Regions from separate parts of the Homo sapiens genome. Here all the other regions are linked to region 2. Evidence: read pairs that join two places in POLR2A ChIA-PET (ENCODE). Cell type or tissue: HepG2. All regions are shown on one strand.

What was found. Peaks named below come from ENCODE experiments on the same cell type or tissue, not always from the same donor. Only the 100,000 strongest peaks of a DNase experiment are listed, where the experiment ranks them.
Region 1: POLR2A ChIA-PET joins it to region 2 with 7 read pairs; 5 of 35 experiments call an interaction of 5 or more read pairs at or near these places.
Region 3: POLR2A ChIA-PET joins it to region 2 with 5 read pairs; 7 of 35 experiments call an interaction of 5 or more read pairs at or near these places.

Annotation. Positions count from the first base shown.
Region 1 is chr19:35,529,812-35,532,311 of GRCh38, forward strand. No RefSeq gene overlaps it. Among named protein-coding and RNA genes, the nearest start is that of GAPDHS, 2.4 kb to the right of the region's middle. In HepG2, no CTCF peak of the experiment used is centred here; no DNase peak of the experiment used is centred here; H3K27me3 peaks cover 606 bases.
Region 2 is chr19:35,660,261-35,662,760 of GRCh38, forward strand. No RefSeq gene overlaps it. Among named protein-coding and RNA genes, the nearest start is that of UPK1A, 5.0 kb to the right of the region's middle. In HepG2, no CTCF peak of the experiment used is centred here; a DNase peak (open chromatin) is centred at 1,321.
Region 3 is chr19:35,603,861-35,606,360 of GRCh38, forward strand. No RefSeq gene overlaps it. Among named protein-coding and RNA genes, the nearest start is that of LINC01766, 7.2 kb to the left of the region's middle. In HepG2, no CTCF peak of the experiment used is centred here; a DNase peak (open chromatin) is centred at 1,401; H3K4me3 peaks cover 347 bases; H3K27me3 peaks cover 36 bases.

The sequences.
Region 1 (2,500 bases), 130 kb before region 2:
CTGGTGGGAAGGCCAGGCAGGAACAATGTGCAGGGTGTGAGCAGCTGGAGGTGGCAGAGCTATGTGTGTGGGTGCCCAGGTGTGGCGAGAATCTGCACGTGTTTTCAGGCTTTGCTCAAACAAAGGCGCCAAGGCCCACTCCCCTCAGAGGACCCGGGGTTCCTCTCCAGCTCCTGGACACTTGACTCCACCCAAAGACAGGCATCCCAGGACAGATATCCAGAAGCTTCTGCCTTCTCTGGGCTCTGCCTATAGAGGGTGACTAAGTGTGCCACCTCTCCAAGCTTGAGCTCATCAAATCTGTTTCCCGGTTTCACACTCCAGGGACAAAGCCAAATTCCTGGGCAAACTCAGGTGTGGTTTTTCTGCCCTGGTCCAGGGCCGAAATGATGGAGTTTCCCATACCAGGAGGTGGCTGGGCAGAGAAGAGTGGGTGATGAGTGTCAGAATCCTAACCCACCCAGAGATCAAGAGGTGGGATTTCTCCCACTTTGAACTGTGTTCCATCTTCTTTTTGTGTTTTTGGAGGGAGAGTCTCACTCTATCCCCCAGGCTGGCATGCAGTGGCATGATCTCGGCTCACTGCAACCTCCGCCTCCCGGGTTCAAGTGATTCTTCTGCCTCAGCCTCCCGAGTAGCTGGGATTAGCCGGGCACCTGCCATGATGCCCAGCTAATTTTTGTACTTTCAGTAGAGACGGGGTTTCACCATGTTGGCCAGGCTGGTCTCGAACCCCTGACCTCAGGTGATCCGCCCACCTCGGCCTCCCCAAGGGCAGGGATTACAGGCGTGAGCCACTGTGCCTGGCCTGAACTGTGTTCCATCTTCTCTATCCCTCTCCACCCCATCCTTTCATCTTCTGCCAGCCTCAGTCCCTCTCCTCTGTCTCTCTATTCCCATGTGGCACGATTCGATTCAGGACTTCAGCATCTGGCTCCATAACTGAGAATGGCCTGGAGTTGTCCTTTCTTTATTTTATTTATTTTTTTTATGAAGTATCACTCTGTTGCCCAGGTTGGAGTGCAGTGGCAATCTCGGCTCACTGCAACCTCCGCCTCCCAGGTTCAAGTGATTCGCCTGCCTCAGCCTCCCGAGTAGCTAGGATTACAGATGCATGCCACTACACCTGGCTAATTTTTGTATTTTTAGTAGAGATGGAGTTTCACCATGTTGGCCAGGCTGGTCTCAAACTCCTGACCTCAGGTGGTCTACCTGCCTCGGCCTCCCAAAGTGCTGGGATTACATGTGTGAGCCACTGCACCCAGCCAAAATCAGCCCCTTTTGAATCCTGGTTTTGTTGAGGTTATATTTTTCACCTCCTTGATTGTACACCAAAATGTAGCTCCCTTTGTTTAATTAATCATCTGTGTTTTGGTCTCGGTTCGTTAAAACCTCCTCACCTGTACACTTAGTTTACTTTCTTCTCCCAGGCCATCAAAGCAGGAGAGCCTCACCCTGCCCTGGTCCCATGGCAGGTGCTTGGCAAATGAATTTCTCATGGATGTTGGCGGAAGGAAGAGGTTATGTCATTCTGCCCCTTCTTGCATCCATCCCTCTCTGGGATGGTGACTCCTTCCTGGCACAAACCCCCACTCCCCCTGAACCTTGGTCACAGCTGCGTGTCAACCTGCTGTGCAGGTGATGGTGCCTGCCTGTGAGTCACTGAGGTGCAAGCAAACCCCTACCCCGGGGCTGCAGGGGAGGGAGCTGTTTGTCCACTTGTTCTTTGTCAGACGTTCATTGAAAACCTGCTTTGTATTGTTCTAAGTGCTGGAGGCACAGTCGTGAACAAACAAACAAGAACAGGAGCCCTGTGAGGGGCTTAGAGCCCAAGGGGGAGACATCGAACAAATAAACCAATCAGTAGATCATGACAAACTACATGAAAAGCTACAAGGAAAAGAATGGGTGCTGCGAGAAGATATAACGTGAAGAGTTTGATAAGATTGGCGATCAGGGCCGGGCGAGGTGGTTCACGCCTGTAATCCCACCACTTTGGGAGGCCGAGGCAGATGGATCACCTGAGGTCAGGAGTTTGAGATCAGCCTGGCCAACATGGTGAAACCCCGTCTCTACTAAAAATACAAAAACAAAAAAAAAATTAGCTAGGTGTAGTGGCGCACGCCTGTAGTCCCAGCTACTCAGGAGGCTGAGGCGGGAGAATCACTTGAACCCAGGAGGCGGAGGTTGCGGTGAGCTGAGATCGCACCATTGCACTCCAGCCTAGGCAACAAGAGCGAAACTCTGTCTCAAAAAAAAGAAAAGAAAAGAAAAGATTAGCGATCAGATGAAACCTGAGGAATTGACATTTATTCATTCAGGTATAGTTTATTGGGCTAACGCCTTTTTCAGACAGGGTCTTGCTCTGTCTCCCAGCTGGAGTGCAGTGACACAATCACAGCTCACTGCAGCCTTGACCTCCTAGGCTCAAGTGATCCTCCCACCTCAGCCTCCCTAATAATTGGGACAACAGGCATGCACCACCACACCTGGCTACTTT
Region 2 (2,500 bases):
GGTAAAACCCCATCTCTTCTAAAAATACAAAAAAAACTATAAAAATACAAAAATTAGCCAGGTGTGGTGGTGCGTGCCCCTAATCCCAGCTACTGGGGAGGCTGAGGCAGGAGAATCACTTGAACCTGGGAGGTGGAGGTTGCAGTGAGCTGAGATCACACCACTGTACTCCAGCCTGGGCGACAGAGCGAGACTCCATCCCCAAAAAACAAAAACAAAACTTCAAATGGTTACAAACTTGTCTGATGCATTCACATGAGCAGGGATGATTCTTGTATGGAGAAAAATGGCCCCAGAGATAGATCTTGTGAAATAGCTGCTCATGAAGAAAAGTGGCTGTAGGGGCCGGGCGCGGTGGCTCACGCCTGTAATGCCAGCACTTTGGGAGACCGAGGCAGGCAGATAACCTGAGGTCGGGAGTTCCAGACCAGCCTGACCAACATGGAGAAACCCCGTCTCTACTAAAAATACAAAATGAGCCAGGCGTGGTGGTGCATGCCTGTAATCCCAGCTACTCTGGATGCTGAGGCAGGAGAATTGCTTGAACCCAGGAGGTGGAGGTTGCTGTGACCCGAGATTGTGCCATTGTACTCCAGCCTAGGCAACAAGAGCGAAACTCCGTCTCAAAAAAAAAAAAAGTGGCTGTAAACAGGACCTTAGTGCACACACAGGGAGCTTGAGGGATCGTGGGAGGTTATGGCGTGGGTTGGAAGTAGCAAAGAACTTAAACACCATGAAAAAAAAATTTTTTTTTTGAAATGGAGTCTTGCTCTGTTGTCCAGACTGGAGTGCAGTGATGTGATCTCTGCTCACTGCAACCTCCACCTCCCGGTTCAAGCAATTCTGCCTCAGCCTTCCAAAACGCTGGGATTACAGGCGCTTGCCACCACACCCAGCTAATTTTTTGTATTTTTAGTAGCGATTTAGAGAGTAGTTTCACCGTGTTGACCAGGCTGGTCTTGAACTCCGTGACCTCAGGTTAACCATCCACCTCGGCCTCCCAAAGTGCTGGGATTACAGGCATGAGCCACCACACCCAGCCAACACCATGAAAATTTCAAATGAAACAGGACGGCCAGTGAAAAGTCAAGGTGCTGGACTCCTTGAGTCCAGCTGCCTGATTCTGCCCAGGGTTTGCCACCAGTGCCAGTGTTTCCTGTACATTCCTTTAGAGATAGCTCATGCATCTAGAAGTATTTGTAAATATATTGATCTGATTGGATATGGTGCCCTTTTGCTCACACAGCCCCTGCCACACTGGCCTCTTCAGTGCACAGGAACTGTGAGCAAATGTATTTCGACACACCAGGCTGGCTCCAACCCCGGATCCTTTACACTTGCTGTTTGCTCGACCTGGAATGTTTGGCCACCAGCTGTCCACAAGCTCACCCCTCACTGCCTTCAGGTCTTCATTTAGCGAGGCCTTCTCTGACCACTCAGCCTTCACCTTCAGCTCCTCCATCTTTGTGCCCCTTCACTCCTTTTGTTTCTTTCTCTTTTTTCAATTTTTATTTATTTTTTTAGTTTTTGGAGATGGAGTCTCTCTGTCACCAGGCTGGAGTGCAGTGGCGCAATCTCAGCTCACTGCAACCTCAGACTCCCTGGTTCAAGCGATTCTTCTGCCTCAGCCTCCCAAGTAGCTGGGATTACAGGCACGCGCCACCACGCCCAGCTAATTTTTGTATTTTTAGTAGAGACGGGGTTTCACCATGTTGGCCAGGATGGTCTCCATCTCCTGACTTTGTGATCCACCCAGCTCGGCTTCCCAAAGTGCTGGGATTACAGGTGTGAGCCACCACACCTGGCCTTGTTTCTTAAGCACTTACCGCTAACATGCCAAATGTTATCCTTCATCATTGCACCACTGGAATGTAATTTCCATGCGGGCAGATTTGGAAATATATATTTAATTCCCCTTTTCAGCTTTTTTTTTTTTTTTGAGATAAGGTCTTACTCTGTCACCTAGGCTGGCATGTAGTGGCGTAATCTCAGTTTACTGCAGCCTCCGCCGCCCAGACTCAAGCCATCCTCCTACCTCAGCCTCCCAAGTAGCTAGGACCACAGGCATAGACCACCATACTCAGCTAGTTTTTTGTTTGTTTGTTTGTTTTTGATAGAGACGGGGTTTCACCATGTTGCCCAGGCTGGTCTCAACTCCTGAGCTCAGGTGATCTGCCCGCCTTAGCCTCCCAAAGTGCTGGGATTACAGGCCTGAGCCACCGCACGCCAGCCTGCATTTTTTCCAAATGTTCTAATCTTTCTCATTTTATTATTTTTTTTTTTTTAATTTTTTTTTTGACACAAGACCTCACTCTGTCACCCAGCCTGGAGTGCAGTGGCCTGATCACAGCTTACTGCAGCCTTGAACTCCCAGGCTCAAGAGATCCTCCCACCCCAGCCTCTCAAGTAGATGGGACTACAGGCATATGCCACCACACCCAGCTAATTTTTGTATTCTTTTGTAGAGATGGAGTTTGCCCATATTGCCCAGGCTGATCTC
Region 3 (2,500 bases), 56 kb before region 2:
TAGCTAGGATTACAGGTGCTCACCACCTCAACCAGCTAATTTTTTATAGTTTTAATAGAGATGGGGTTTCACCATGTTGGTGAGGCTGGTCTTGAACTCCTGACTTCGTGATATGCCCGCCTCGGCCTCTCAAAGTGCTGGAATTATAGGCGTGAGCCACCGTGCCCAGCCTTTCTTTTTTTTTTTTTTTTTTTTTTCTTTTCTTTTCTTTTTTTTTTTTTTTTGAGACGGGGTCTCGCTCTCTCACTCAGGCTGGAGTACAGTGGCATGATCTCGGCTCACTGCAACCTCTGCCTCCCAGGTTCAAGTGATTCTCCTGCCTCCACCTCCTGAGTAGCTGGGATTACATGCGCCTGCCGCCACGCCTGGCTAATTTTTTTATTTTTAGTAGAGATGGGATTTCATCATGTTGGCCAGGCTGGTCTTAAAACTCCTGACCCCAGGTGATCCACCTGCCTTGGCCTCCCAAAGTGTAGGAATTACAGGCGTGAGCCACCGCGCCTGGCCGCCCGGCTAATTTTTATATTTTTAGTAGAGCTGGGGTTCTCCATGTTGGCCAGGCTGGTCTCAAACTCCTGAGATCAGGTGATCCACCTGCCTCAGCCTCCCAAAGTCCTGGGATTACAGGCATGAGCCACTGGGCCCGGCCCAGGTTCAGAAGCCTGACTAAAGTTTGGCCAAGCAAAGAATCCTTGTCAGGAGGCTGTAAATAAGAGACCTGTGAGAAATAAAAATTGTCAGGTGTCTGAGCCCAAGCCTGCATGTATACATCCAGATGGCCTGAGGCAACTGAAGAACCACAAAAACAAGTGAAAATGGCCAGCTCCTGCCTTAACTGATGACATTACCTTGTGACATTCCTTCTCCTGGACAATAAGTCTCCGGAGCTCCCCACCGAGCACCTTGTGACCCCCGCCCCTGCCTGCAAGAGAACAACCCCCTTTAACTGTAATTTTCCACTACCTACCCAAATCCTATAAAACTGCCTCACTCCTATCTCCCTTTGCTGACTCCTTTTTCGGACTCAGTCCGCCTGCACCCAGGTGATTAAAAAGCTTTTACTGCTCACACAAAGCCTGTTTGATGGTCTCTTCACACGGACGCACGTGACAAAAATAAAATCCTAAGTCCGCCAACTGGCTGAATGAACACTGTCTTGGCCAAGGGGCCTACAGAGAAACACTAAAAGCTGAGTTCCTAGCCGTGACTGAACGGGTGGTCGGGCACACCTCATTCTACCTCCTCCCTTGCTGACTGCCATGAAGCTTTCTTCCCTAAGGGTTAAACAGAAACCAGCCCTATTGAAAGACTCATTCACTGCTAATTTCAACCAATGGCCTGAAATACATGGCTGCTCCTCCCTTTTGTGGTTTCAACATAACAACTGACCAGCATTCCTTCCTGATCAGAGGCCACCTAACCACGGGGTGTGGCTCTGGCCAGTCTACAGAGGCTGCACACAAAGGGCCTTTGTGTCCTCTGCATCACCTTTTGATGTATAGGGCCTAATTGTAATACATTTAAGTGTTAAGTCTCCACTCCAAAGTGAACATGGGGCCTGGCACGGTGGCTCACGCCTGTAATCCCAGCACTTTGGGAGGCCAAGGTGGGCGGATCACCTGAGGTCAGGAGTTTGAGACCAGCCTGGCCAACATGGTGAAACCCTGTCTCTACTAAAAATAAAAAAATTAGCCAGGCATGGTGATGGGTGCCTGTAATCCCAGCTACTCATGAGGCTGAGGCAGGAGAATTGCTTGAACCCTGGGAAAGAGAGGTTGCAGTGAGCTGAGATCGCACCACTACACTACAGCCTGGGTGACAGAGTAAGACTCCATCTCAAAAAAAAAAAAAAAAAAAAAAAAAAGTGAATATGGGATGTTACTACACATGTGCTGTACCTTCCCTTCATGAATATTCATAGCTCCTCCTATAACCTGTTGAATATGTATACTGAGCCAAGCCATTCAGCGTTAACTCTGACCTTATCCTTCCCTTACTGGAGGTGCCTGCTCTCAGCTTCTACCGGAGGCTACACTTCTCGGCCTGTGAGATGGCCCGGCTGCAGGCTGCAACTCTTTATGAGAAATAAAGCTCTCCTTTCCAAATTTGTAAACCTGTATTAGTCTGTTCTCACGCTGCTGAAAAGAACTGCCCAAGACTGGGTAATTTATAAAGGAAAGAGGTTTAATTGACTCACAGTTCCGCAGGGTTGGGGAGGCCTCAGGGAACTTAAAATCATGGTGGAAAAGAAAGCAAAAACGTCCTTCCTCAGATGGCAGCAGGAAGGAGAAGTGCCAAGCAAAGAGGGAAAAGCCCCTTATAAAACCATCAGATCTCGTGAGAACTCACTATCTCAAGAACAGCAGCATGGGGGTAACCACCCCCATGATTCGATTACCTCCCACTAGGTCCCTCCCACAACACATGGGGATTTGGGGAACTACAATTCAAGATGAGATTTGGGTGGGGACAGCCAAACCATATCAAAACCTCATGATTC